Linked DNA regions of Homo sapiens: region 1 is linked to region 2. Evidence: chromatin contacts called from ENCODE Hi-C data. All regions are on one chromosome and are shown on one strand. The core of a region is the stretch at or near the end of the contact, and the rest is flanking DNA. Distances in the headings are between cores, read along the strand shown.

Region 1 (5,899 bases), core at 2,795-5,294, 500 kb after region 2:
AAAAAAAAAAAGAAAACACATCAGAATTAGCTGGCAGGCTTGTTAAAGCACAGATTGCAGGATCCATTGCCAGATTCTGTCACTCTGGGCTGGAGCCTGAGAACGTGCATTTCTAGTCATTGCCCGGTGATGCTGATTCTGTTGGTCTTGGCACCATACGTGGAGGAGCACTGCTCTAAGGGGAAAGGGCCTCCTCCCCGAGGCCAAGGAATTCACTGCAACTTGATTTTTCTCCCCGTTTAAAAAAGTTAAAATATAACTCACATACCATAAACTTAGTCCTTTTAAAGTGTACAATTCAGTGGTTTTTAATGTAGTCACAAAGTTGTACAAGCATCACCACTAATTCCAGAATTATTTTGAGACAGGATCTCACTCTGTTACCCTGGTTGGAGTGCAGTAGTGCAATCACTGCTCATTGCAGCCTCAACCTCCTGAGCTCAAGTAATCCTCCTGCCTCAGCCTCTGGGGTAGCTGGGACCACAGGCTAATTTGATTTTTTTGATGAGGTCTCACTATGTTGCCCCAGGCTGGTCTCGAACTCATGGCCTCAAGTGATCCTCCTCCCTCAGCCTTCCAAAGTGTTGGAATTACACACATGAGCCACTGCATCTGGTCTCAGAACATTTTTCTTAGCCCCAAAAGAAACCCCATACCCATTGGCAGTCACTCCACATTCTCCCTACCTGCCAGCGCCTCACAATTCACTTCCTGTCTTTAGAGATTTGCGTATTCTGAACATTTCATGTAAGTGGAGTAATGCAGTATGTGGCCCTCTGTGTCTGGTTTCTTTCCTTAGGATAATGTTTTCAAGGTTCATCCATGTTGTAGCATATGCAATTTGATTTTAGCTGGTGTCTGAACAGAAAAGTCTGTCTTTGAGCTAGCTTCTTTAGGACAGGAGACCTGGCTTTATTTCCAAAAGCAAATAGGAAAAGGGAAACATTACCAGAGCCAGTAGAGCTTGGAAACAACTCCTGACTGATGTTCTTTCAGAACATACAATGTTTCCCCTTCCTTCTCAGCTCCTCAAGCCTCTTGGATTTCCTGTTCTCTTATAGACAACTGCTCTTTTGGAAATGTCTGGAAGGTATGTGGTGGCTATAATGTTCAGGGACATTCTAAAAAGTGGTCACTCAAACTGCATCTCAGTCTCATTTTGTAACATCTCTCTTCTTTGAGTTGGCTGCTGTGGGATGTTGAATAAGAGGCAGTTAAGGTTACTAAAAGGCCTTGGTGTGGGAAGTGCTAATCCAGACTGTCCTATCCAATAGCTCAGCTTGAGCTTTCAGGTAAAAGGAGAAAGGGAAGTTGGGGCAAAATCCCCTGTGTTTGCCAAACTGAATTGGGGTTTCTTATTTATTGAGAGAAAGAGGGTATCACTTTCTTGCCCAGGCTGGAGTGCAATGGTATGATCATGACTCATTGCTTCCTCAGCCTCCTGGACTCAAGTGATCCTCCTGCCTTAGCCTCCCGAGTAGCTTCTTTTTCCTGAGTTCGGCTAGAATAGCATGGGTAAAAGGTTCCATTGCTCGGGAGAGGAGGAGGAAGGGAAGAAGAAGAGGTATAGAAGCTTCCTTTTGATCCAAGGTCTTTTCCTCAATCCTGGCTAGAACCAGAATCCTAAAGGTTTCCTGACTACAGGTACATGCCACCATGCCCAGCTAATTTTTAAATTTTTTGTAGACAGAGGGCCTCACTATGTTTCCCAGGTTGGTCTTGAACCCCTGACCTCAAGCAATCCTCATGCCTTGGCCTCCCAAAGTGTTGGGATTACAGGCGTGAGCCACTACATCCCACCTGGGGTTTCTTAGTGATGATGAAACCTAGCCTTTATGTGGAAGACTTACAACTTTTTGAGGCCAGGAATTAGAGACCTTGTGCCATGAAAATAATTTGGTCCTTCCCTAGTACTCAATTTTTACTTCTCCTCTAAGGAGCTTGACTTGTGGAATGGATAAATTTCTAAGAAACGAGAGATTGGCAAAAATACGTGTCACTTTTTATAGTACTTGGAAAAGCAGGATCAAGATAAAGGCAGAACTATGGACTTTCTTAAGCTGAGGGAAGACTGACTTAACTCTTACCTGTTTCCCATTTTTCCAACACTTAAGCCAAGAACAACTTCCTCTGGGCTCAGATGTGGGCTAGACTGGGCCAGGCTGTAAAACACTTTGACAGGTTTTTGAGAGGAAATTGACTGCTAAAGTCAACTGTGTTATTTGCCATGGGTCTTCCTTTGTCCATTTATTTTACCAACTTTTTTTTTTCTTTTTTTTTTGAGACAGAGTCTCACTCTGTCACCTAGGGTGGAGTGCAGTGGCACAGTCTTGGCTCACTGCAACCTCTGCCTCCCAGGTTCAAGCGATTCTTCTGCTTTAGCCTCCTGAGTAGCTGGGACTACAGGCATGCACCACCACGCCTGGCTAATTTTTTGTATTTTTAGTAGAGATTGGGTTTCACAATGTTGGCCAGGCTCGAACTCCTGACCATGTGATCCGCCCACCTCGGCCTCCCAAAGTGCTGGGATTACAGGCAGGAGCCACCGCACCTGGCCTTTTTTTTTTTTTGAGACAGGGTCTCACTCTGTTGCCCAGGCTGGAGTACAGTGGCACAATCAAGGCTCATTGCAGCTTCAATCTCCCTAGCTCTGGTGATTGTCCCACCTCAGCCTCCCAAGTAGCTGGGACTACAAGTGTGCACCACCATGCTTGGCTAATTTGGCTAATTTAGTTTTTTTATTTTTGTAGAGACAGGGTTCTCTCCATGTTGCCCAGGCTGGTTTCAAACTCCTGAGCTCAAGGGATCTACCTGCCTCAGCCTCCCAAAGGGCTAGGATTATAAGCATGAGCCACCACACCTGGCTATTTTACCAACATTGATCAAGCTCTGGTTGAGCCTTGTACAGGATATTATAGGCTTTAAAAGAAGAAGAAGAAAGACCTGGTATGCTGTACAAAAAACTGCAAACCAGGCACGCAGATATAAGTGTTACAAGAATCCAGAAGAAGCAGCAAGGAGATGGGGCTAGGAGTTTGTAAGCAGGGAACTGTATCTGTAATATGTAAATGAAGTTACTGGGCATCTCTTCAATGGTCAGTGTGAGTGGAATGTGTGGGAAAATGTAGTGGTGAGAGGTGAGATAAAGAGAAGTAGACAGGGACGAAGTCACAGAGAGGACCGTGTTGGGAAGTTTGGACTCTCTATTCTGTAGGTAGATGAAGTATTTAAAAGAAGAGGCCATGATATAGTAATATTTGGTTTAATGTGGTATGGTTGTAGTGTGTGGCGGAAATTTGAGAGGAAGAATTGTCAACTTGCAGGGCAGCAGGGAAGCCATTTGTATTTAGCTAGAAGAACATGGATTGAAGCAATGGATGATGGATTTCAGAGCAATTTGTGAAGTAGAACCAGAATTTTGTCCGTCGAACTTGGGGTGACGAAGCACTATGCCTCAGATAAAGGTACTATCTTCTAGGGAATTCAAACGGACCTAAGCTGCTATTTGGGCAGTTGAGACCAAGAGAGGCATCCTGGTAATAGTGCTGTGCTTCAAGACAAAAGACATTAAAATATTTTTACATTGCAATTGTTTTCCTCTTCAGGAGCGCCTGGTTACCTTTCAGGAATAATTTATTTTCCAACACCCTTGAGAAACATTAAACCTTTTTTCTTTTTTTGATGTGGAAAACTGGAAAACTAGTACTTCCGCCACACTCAAGATGGCTACATCAGAAATAGACTTTTCCATCCACCTGGGTGGCCCCGCCCCCTTATGAAGCTGCTTCCGCCACTCTCTGCGGGTTGGGACGAATTTTACACTTCTTCGCAGCATTCAAGATGGTCCGGCTTCCTCCTACTTTTTATTGGCTGCATCGCTTCGTCTTCAGGGGAAGGCGGGACTTATATTTGATCGACAGCTACATTGATCAATGGACAAAGGGCAAAGGCCAATGAAGCGCTGGAACTGGAGAGTCTCTCGCGTGTCTGGGAGGGTGTTTTGCGCGGGGCGGGGTGGAGCAGAGCCGGAAGCGGGAGGGGAGCGTCAAACAGGAAAAGAAGGGAAGAAGGAAGAAGAGGGTAGAGGAGGAGAGGGAGGAGGAGGAGGGAGGTGGCGGCGCCGTGGCGGAGGAGCAGGAGCAGGAGGGGGATGGAGAGGAGAAGGCTCCTGGGTGGCATGGCGCTCCTGCTCCTCCAGGCGCTGCCCAGCCCCTTGTCAGCCAGGGCTGAACCCCCGCAGGTAAGGGGGAGGGGGCGTCTGGGCCATGTTGGGTCCTGGGGGTCGTCGAGGCCTGGCTGGAGGGGTCTGAAGGAGTGTTGTTGCCAAGAGTTGAGGGGTCCCGAGAGGGGCGTCTATGCCTGGCGTGGACAGGATCTAAAGGGGCGTCGGTATTTAGCTGAGGGACACCTGTGACAGTTTTGGTGTCAAGGAGGTGGCAGAGGCATGATGCCAAGCGAGTGAGGGGCGTTTGAGACGGCAGGTTGGTTAGGTGGGCTGGGGTGACTGTGGCTGGATAGCGGTGCCAAGCTGAGGATGTGGGCCTTATTCGTGTCCCTCTGTGGAGCAGGTGTCCCAGGCAGTAATGCAGTATGTACGTCTGTGTGTGTAGGGGTACACAGGCTATTGAGTTGGCCTGTGAGGGAGGGGATCCTGAGGATATTTCTTTAAGGATGGACTGGGGAAAGTTCCGAGGGCATCTTAGTACGTTTAAAAAAAATTACTATGTTCCTGGGAGAGACTTGGCCCCATTTTAAAATCTGTAAGCCATGGCGCACTTGGTTGGAGGGAGGACTCTCAGAAGGCAGGTGGGATGAAACAGAGTGGAACCCCTCAGGAGGAGGAGCACACTTGAGCTGTAACAAGCTCTTGCTGTTAGGCTGGCTGGCCTGGGAGAGCAAGTCACGGATGCTGATCTGAGCCAGCTCAGGGCTTTTGACCAGAGGGTGGTTCTGATGCCAATATGGGCAGCAAATGGAGCACCCTAGCTTTTCTTGCTGGGTGGCTTGCTCTTTATCCAGGCAGAGAAGCTTGCTTGTGCTGATTCCAGCTCCAGCTGGCATTTCAAAACCCTAATGGGAGCGTTACTCCTGGTGCCAAGTTGGGTGGGGTGCAGTGGGGGCAATCACCCCTCCTTCCTTGCATGTGGCAAAGCTTTATGATTCTTTTTTCTTCACTTTCTGTTCTTTTCCCCGTTTTTTCAGAAAGGCATACACACATAGACGCATAGCGTAGTGGCAAAGTTTATACAACTTAGCGCTTGAACTTGTGTTGTGAACAAGAGCAGAAACTGAGTGCCAGCAAAAATACTTATCTTTTCCCTAGGAGTTTTAGGGCTGCCTTTTCACAAATACATCTTGTTTTGCCCATTATCCTCTATTTTAAAATACTGATTAAAAAATAAGTTGAAATTCACATGACAAAAACCATTTTAAAGTGAACAATTCAGTGGCATTTAGTACACTTACAATGTTGTGCAACTACCACCTCTATCTAGTTCCAAAACATTTTCATCACCCCAATAGAAAACCTCGTCCCTACTAAGCAGTTACTCTCTGTCTCCCTTTTCCCCCAGCCCCTGGCAACCACCCGTCTGCTTTCAGTCTCTATGGATTTATCTATTCTGGATATTTTATATAAACGGGATCCTACAATATGTGGTCTTTGTGCCTGGCTCCTTTCACTTAGCGTAATGTTTATAAGGCCCATCCACATCGTAGCATGTACTAGTACTTCATTCCTGTTCATGACCAAGTAACATTCTGTTATCTGTAAACCACAATTTATTTATGCATTGAAGTGTCTAATTTTTCCTCAGGATATGTTTGTGTATACTAGAAATACCATGTGAAAGGAATGTAGCTCATTTTCTAGCCCAGTGTATTCCCTTTTCGAGGGTTG
Region 2 (6,049 bases), core at 3,024-5,523:
TTTAGGGATTCCAAGGTCCAGCAATAGCTCCTCGGCCCCATGAGCCCCTGTCCTTAGAATGGTCAAACACTCACAGTGCGTCCTGCAACAGGCAGACTCCCAGTAGCGGCGGCTGCGGCGGCGATCTAGAGGGCAGGCAGGGGCCAGGGGCCGGGCACCCGGCCGGAGTGGGGGCCGCCCCCCTGCTCCCGGGCCGCCTCTCCGCTCGGGCGCTCCTGGACTCTCGGAGGGAGTGAGCCTCACCGCGTACTGCCACCCCCAGCCGGCGCCCATTCACTTTATGGCAGACCAGGGCGCCCCCAGCCCGCCGCGGCGAGCCGCGCGCGTCAGGCCCCGCCCCTTTCCAGCTGCCCTGCTGGGGCTCCGCCCTTTCCAGCTGTGGATCTCCAGGCCCCGCCTTTGAGGGAGGGGTCTGGCCGGCGAGACGCCAAGAACCCCGCCCTCTGGCCAATCAGAAGCGCTCTTCAGCAACTCGGCCGCGCCCCTCCCCACGTGGCAGAGACCGCGCTCCGGCTAGGACGCTTAGGCAGAGCCAAGTGGGCGAGAGTAGAGTGGTCCCGGTAGCCACGGGTAAAAGGGATCGGCTGGCAGCGAAGTGGGTTGGGCCGCTACCCCGAGGAAAGTGGATCGGCGCCAGGTGGGAAGGCGCACGGGGCCGCCGGGTCTCAGCGCTCAGACTTCTCTGCCACTCAAGTTTCGCCGATTTTCTCCACTTGTCGCTGTCCGTCTCTCCTCCCTTTTGTCTCTGTTCCAATCCTCCCACGTCTCGCCTTTCTTTCCTCTTCTTTCTCCTCAGCCGCTTCGCTCCTGCTGTTTACCATTCTCCTTCCTCTGCCACTTTAAAAGACTCATTTCTCTTTCTCTCTGCTCCTCTTTCCTCATATCTTTCCTCTTCTTCATTTCCCCCTTCTTCTCCAAGGAAGGTGACTTCGTGGAGACAGCAGGGTTTGGAATGATACAAACCAAAGTAGTATTCCAACGCTGCCACGAACTGCACCATCACTGAGTGAACTTGGACGAGTAACTATCATCTCCCTCCCCGCGCAAAACAATTAAGAGGAGGTTCCTGCTGGATCTCAGGGCTTGGGCTGGGCACTCCAAAGGCATTGCCTTTCAGTCTGTACCCTTGTCTTGCTTAGGCTGTGCTCTCCCTCCTTCAGCAGGGCTGGTTTCCCGCTGGTGGTACCAGGTTAAGTCCTGTGGGCAAGGTGTGGCCTTGGTGCCTGCTGGTTAGGAATTTGCAAGGGACAGGACAGATGACCAAGGAACATCCTGGCAGACTGTGACTTCGGCCCTCTCTGACTTAGGCCTCAATTTCCAGGAAACAGGCTCCTTCTCTTCTCCCAGTTAGGCTATGTTGCTTGGGTGCTCCGAAGAGCCTAAGCCCAGGCCAAACACTGTGGCTCATGCCTGTAATCCCAGCACTTTGGGAGGCCGAGGCGGGCGGATCACAAGGTCAGGAGATTGAGACCACCCTGGCTAACACGGTGAAACCCCATCTCTACTAAAAAATACAAAAAATTAGCCGGGCTTGGTGGCGGGTGCCTGTAGTCTCAGCTACTGGGGAGGCTGAGGAAGAAGAATGGCGTGAACCCAGGAGGCAGAGCTTGCAGTGAGCTGAGATCGCGCCACTGCACTCCAGACTGGGCGACAGAGCAAGACTCTGTCTCAAAAAAAAAAAAAAAAAAGAGCCTAAGCCCAGTCACACAATATGCCCCTAAGGCAAATCTGAGCAGTCATGTCTTGACTGTTCAGTGACTCCCATTGCCCTTAGGATAAAGGTCAAGCTCCCTAGCCTGGCATACAAGACCTTCAGGACCTGACCTTGTCTTCATCTCCAATTTCCTAGTAGTGTCCTGCACACCTCTGGCCCTTCCTGTGAAAGTAACCCATCTTTATATTGTCAATTCCTACTCCTCCAATGTTCCACTCAAGTCTTATTTTCTCTGGGAAGCCTTTTCTGAACTCTCAGTTTAGCCCCTTGCTCTCATGACCCTCAGTGTATACCTTCTATTACACCACCCACCATATTGAAGGGATCAGCTTATGTGTTGTCTGCTATGATAATAAAATTTAGGAGGGTAAGGACCATGTCTGTTATTCCCAGGCATAATGTAGAATCTCAATAAATGTCACACTGAAATCTATGAGGAAGATGTTCTGCCTGGTAAGATGATGATTAGTGGTTAGGAGGGACTAGGGAATTGTCATCTCTCTCCTCCCCATCTCTATTGCACAATCACATGCTTTTAGAATGATGAATTTCTGGAGGTATGTAGAAGTAGATATTGGCGAGCAGAAATTTTTGGCCCACTTAGAGGATTTTCCAATCGGCTTTCCAGGACCTCTCAATCTGAGACAGGCCCAGGACACCAACTCTCAGTTTTCAAATGAAGAGGAAAATGGCTTTGAGGTAATGTGGAAAGAGGTGCTATGATGGTATATCCTCTTTCCCTGACTCTCTTTGGGTGATAGAGGCTAGATCCTCAGCTGGACCCACCGACCAGAAGCCCAATGTGCAGGTGTAGGAAGTTACTGAGGGGTTCTTCACGTCTGATATCTGATGGGTGCTTTACACTAGAGCATCGTGGCCAGGTGTGGTGGCTCACACCTGTAATCTCAACACTTTGGGAGGCTGAGGCGGGTGGATCACCTGAGGTCAGGAGTTCGAGACCAGCCTGTCCAACATGGTGAAACCCCATCTCTACTAAAAATACAAAAATTAGCCTGGTGTGGTGGCAGATGCCTGTAATCCCAGCTACTTGGGAGGCTGAGGCAGGAGAATCACTTGAACCCAGGAGGTGGAGGTTGCAGTGAGCCAAGATCACAGCACTGCACTCCATCCTGGATGACAAAGCAAGACTCTCTCAAAACAAACAAACAAACAAAAGACAAAAAAACAAAACAAAACAAAAAAATAGCGCATCGTAGCACACGGATGGTCTTTGGATGTCTGGTTTTGAGACTACTTTCCTATGTGGTTAGTTATAGAGCTTCCCTGGACTTGGGTCGTCCATAATTGGGAGGATGTATGGAAAGAATTAGGTATTTTTTTTTCACTGCCTCCCAGCAGCTTCTCCAGGTCTGCAGGGACACTGGGGCTCTAGTGTCCCAAATAGGCTGGGAATTTCATGATTCAGTCTCCTAGGAGAAAACCCATCCTCTTGTCCTCTTCTCACGCATTCTCACTTCCAGGTAATACAGGTAATTCTAAATAGCTTAGTAACCTCTATCATCTCTTGCAAGGGGAGGAGGCAGCTGGGGGCAAGACAGTGAAAACAGGTGGGCATCCAACCCTCAGGCCCCTTAGCGTTTCTAAGGCAAACAAGAAAGACTTCTGTTTCCTATCACTGATGAGGTGGGCTAAGCTGCGTATTTAGCCTGGTGGATAAGGCCCGTCAAAGGCTTGGTATGAAAGGCAGACCGGGAGTCAAAGCCCGATATACTAAGGCATAAGAGGTGACAAAAGGCGATGAAAAGAGTTGGCCTGGGGGTGAGGAGACCCAGGGGTTCGTCTCTCTGCTCTGCTATTTACTAATTATGTGAACATGGGCCCAGCCTTCCACCCTGGGGCTGTTTCCTATAATGTAAAATGAAGAGACTTAAATTAGATATCCAGGGCTTCTGCTACGTCCCATTTTCTCTATTTCTGGATGATGGGAGTGGGGCAGAGGACGCTGAAACAGAGTTGGGACGTGACAGACATAACTGTGAGAAGCCACGACAGGGAAGGTGGACAAGAGGGCGAGGAGAGCAGGGTGTGGAATAGATCGCTGGACTTGTTTTTAGAATGAAGGGAGCCCAGAGCTGCCTCGAAAAGGAGTGATTCCTCAAGGGGCATGGTCTTGGCCCAGGTAACTTTGATAATACGTGGACAGGGGAGTAGGGATGCCCGCTCAAGTTCTCAAAGCGGACCCCGCCCCTTTCCAGCCAATTGTAGCCTTTTTCCCCATAATGCCCAGCAGCCACTGCCAAACCGCGCACTGCAACCGAACTCTACCTAACTCCACCTCTCTAGCCGCCCAGCCCAGTTCCTCATTTTTTATTGGTTTTTTAAACTGTCACTCAGAGAGTACTCGTATCCGTTGGTTGTCCCCTAACATACCCTTTCTTTCCCTTGTAATCGCGCTTCTTTAGGCACTACCCGCCTCCTGAAGCCAATTTCCTTTATTCGATTGGATAGTCGGAATGCTACTTTTCACGGTGCAAAGCTATGATTGGCTGCGCGCGGCAGGGCTCGCGCAGTTACCAGGCAGCGGGCTAGACTGAGGCTAGTTACCACGTCAGTGAGCTGACAGGGAAGGTACCCGGCTCTACTGCCCGTCCCGGACGACTCATCCTGGCGGACTGTGCAGTCCCACCCTGACTTCGGCCTCAATTTCCAGGAAACAGGCTCCTTCTCTTCTCCCATCTGCTACCAGAGCCGGGAGAGCTGCTCGGAGACGCCTCCGGGGTGCGGGCTGGACATGAGCAGCGGCTGCCGGTCCTGGGACTAGGCCCCGCCATTTTGGATCCGCTGACAGGTCAGCGAAGTCTCTTCCTAGAGTTCCGGTGTCGTGAAGGCCGCCCTGACATCGCAATAGGGAATTAGTGGGAAGGGCCCTTAAATTGGGCGAGCCAAGGTGGGCTAAGGACGCAGCGGACAGGAATAAGACGAGGGAAGGGTTGTTGTGGGAGGGAACAGGGAGGTATGCAGGGGCAAAGGTCATGCCTCTGCCGCAGGAGGGGCGATTTCTGCTCTCATTACTGATCCTTTGCAGGTGCCCAAATCTTCTGTTTTCCCAGGCTTGACCTAGTATTTAGCTTCTCCTTTCCAGCGCTTTCTGCATCCTGAAGAGCCCAGTACTCAAAAGCTGAAAGCAAACCTAAGGAGCATTGTGTCTACTTTTATGGGTTTTCAGACTTTAGATGTGAAAGTCTCTCTAGATTCTGTACAGCGTCTACTTCTTTGTGATTGCCTCACTAATACAAAGGAACTGCTTCATTAATAATGATGAACTAGTGCACCCTAGAATCAGGTTGTCAGCAGAGGGACGTGTGGAAGGCTTGAGGTTATAGCAGCGCAGGGAACTGGGCTATGAGAAGGCTTCCCTCTTACAGGACAGCTCAGCTGCCAGTCTGGGTCTGTATGTAAACACTATACTTATCTTCTGGGCCTGTTTGTTCCTTTATACAATCTTTCACAGGCATTCTTTTGTAGTGTATGTTTTTGTTGACATTTTTCTCTCAGATCTTCACTAAGGAGATGAGGCTTAATCATAAGGAAACCACTCTATTATGACATATTTGACTGACAGCAGAGAGAGATATTTGAATACTGGCAAAGTTTGGTATTGTCGGCCTATTATGTTTAGTGGGCAAAAAGAGTCATGAGAGATTTTCAGCCAATTGTAGGGTCAGAGCCCCAGAGTGAATGATGGAACATAACCCTAGAGAGTAGTTTATGGCACTGTGATGACCTTTGATAAACTGCTGTGTTGTAAAGCTATAAAAGTCCACCAAGGGTAACGAATGCTTTTAGAAATAAGGAATAGTGTAGATGGTGTTTTTTAATGCACAATGTGGAAACTTGTGCATTAATTCAGGTATAAAAGGCACTCTAGGCCCTGTGGAGGATACAAATGGAAAGGTCTGCTTTGGGACTGCTCAGTTAATGCACTTCTTAAAAGTAGTAGCATGTATGTGCAGTGGCCTAGCTAGAGCATGTAGTAGGTTAAGAGCAGGATCAACCTAATACCTTTTGGTATGTAGTGGGCACTCAATAAACGTTATCTCTATCTGGGATTAGTTTCAGTATGTGATCAGGACTTGTGGCCTGCTTTTGGCCCTGGCAGTCAGGAACACTTTGCACTTTTGCATGATGAGGTAGTAACAAGGAGGATCAAAACCTCATAGTGTCAGAAGAGAAAACTATTTAGGATCTTGGAATGACTAACTCAATTTTTCCTACCTTTGTCCTTATGAAATTGAAATTTCATAATTTCCCTTTTCCCTTCCTACCTTCGTCCTTATGAAATTGAAATTTTTGTGTGTGTTGGGAGAAGGGGGA

Evidence for each region. Hi-C counts contacts between places; a loop is a spot of excess contacts on that map. Pooled maps may share reads with other maps.
Region 1: a loop to region 2 is called in a map of CD8-positive, alpha-beta T cell, with 2.4 times the contacts of the local background. The contact joins the promoter of WBP1L here to the promoter of GBF1 in region 2. A Hi-C loop is called at or near these places in 4 of 168 maps with a recorded cell type or tissue (CD8-positive, alpha-beta T cell, Caco-2 and naive thymus-derived CD4-positive, alpha-beta T cell), 1 of 37 single-sample maps with no recorded cell type and 10 of 50 pooled maps.

What each region holds. Positions count from the first base shown.
Region 1 is chr10:102,739,904-102,745,802 of GRCh38, forward strand. WBP1L (WW domain binding protein 1 like) reads left to right here and starts at 4,045. Exons shown (of 4, transcript NM_001083913.2): 1 at 4,045-4,240. The coding sequence starts at 4,151. It overlaps SFXN2 (sideroflexin 2), which reads left to right. Exons shown (of 12, transcript NM_178858.6): 12 at 1-3,589. RefSeq lists enhancers at 3,692-3,741, 4,682-4,911 and a silencer at 4,022-4,181.
Region 2 is chr10:102,241,259-102,247,307 of GRCh38, forward strand. It overlaps GBF1 (golgi brefeldin A resistant guanine nucleotide exchange factor 1), which reads left to right and starts at 4,274. Exons shown (of 40, transcript NM_001377137.1): 1 at 4,274-4,523. PITX3 (paired like homeodomain 3) reads right to left here and starts at 254. Exons shown (of 4, transcript NM_005029.4): 1 at 75-254. RefSeq lists a silencer at 116-405 and enhancers at 4,022-4,081, 4,282-4,731.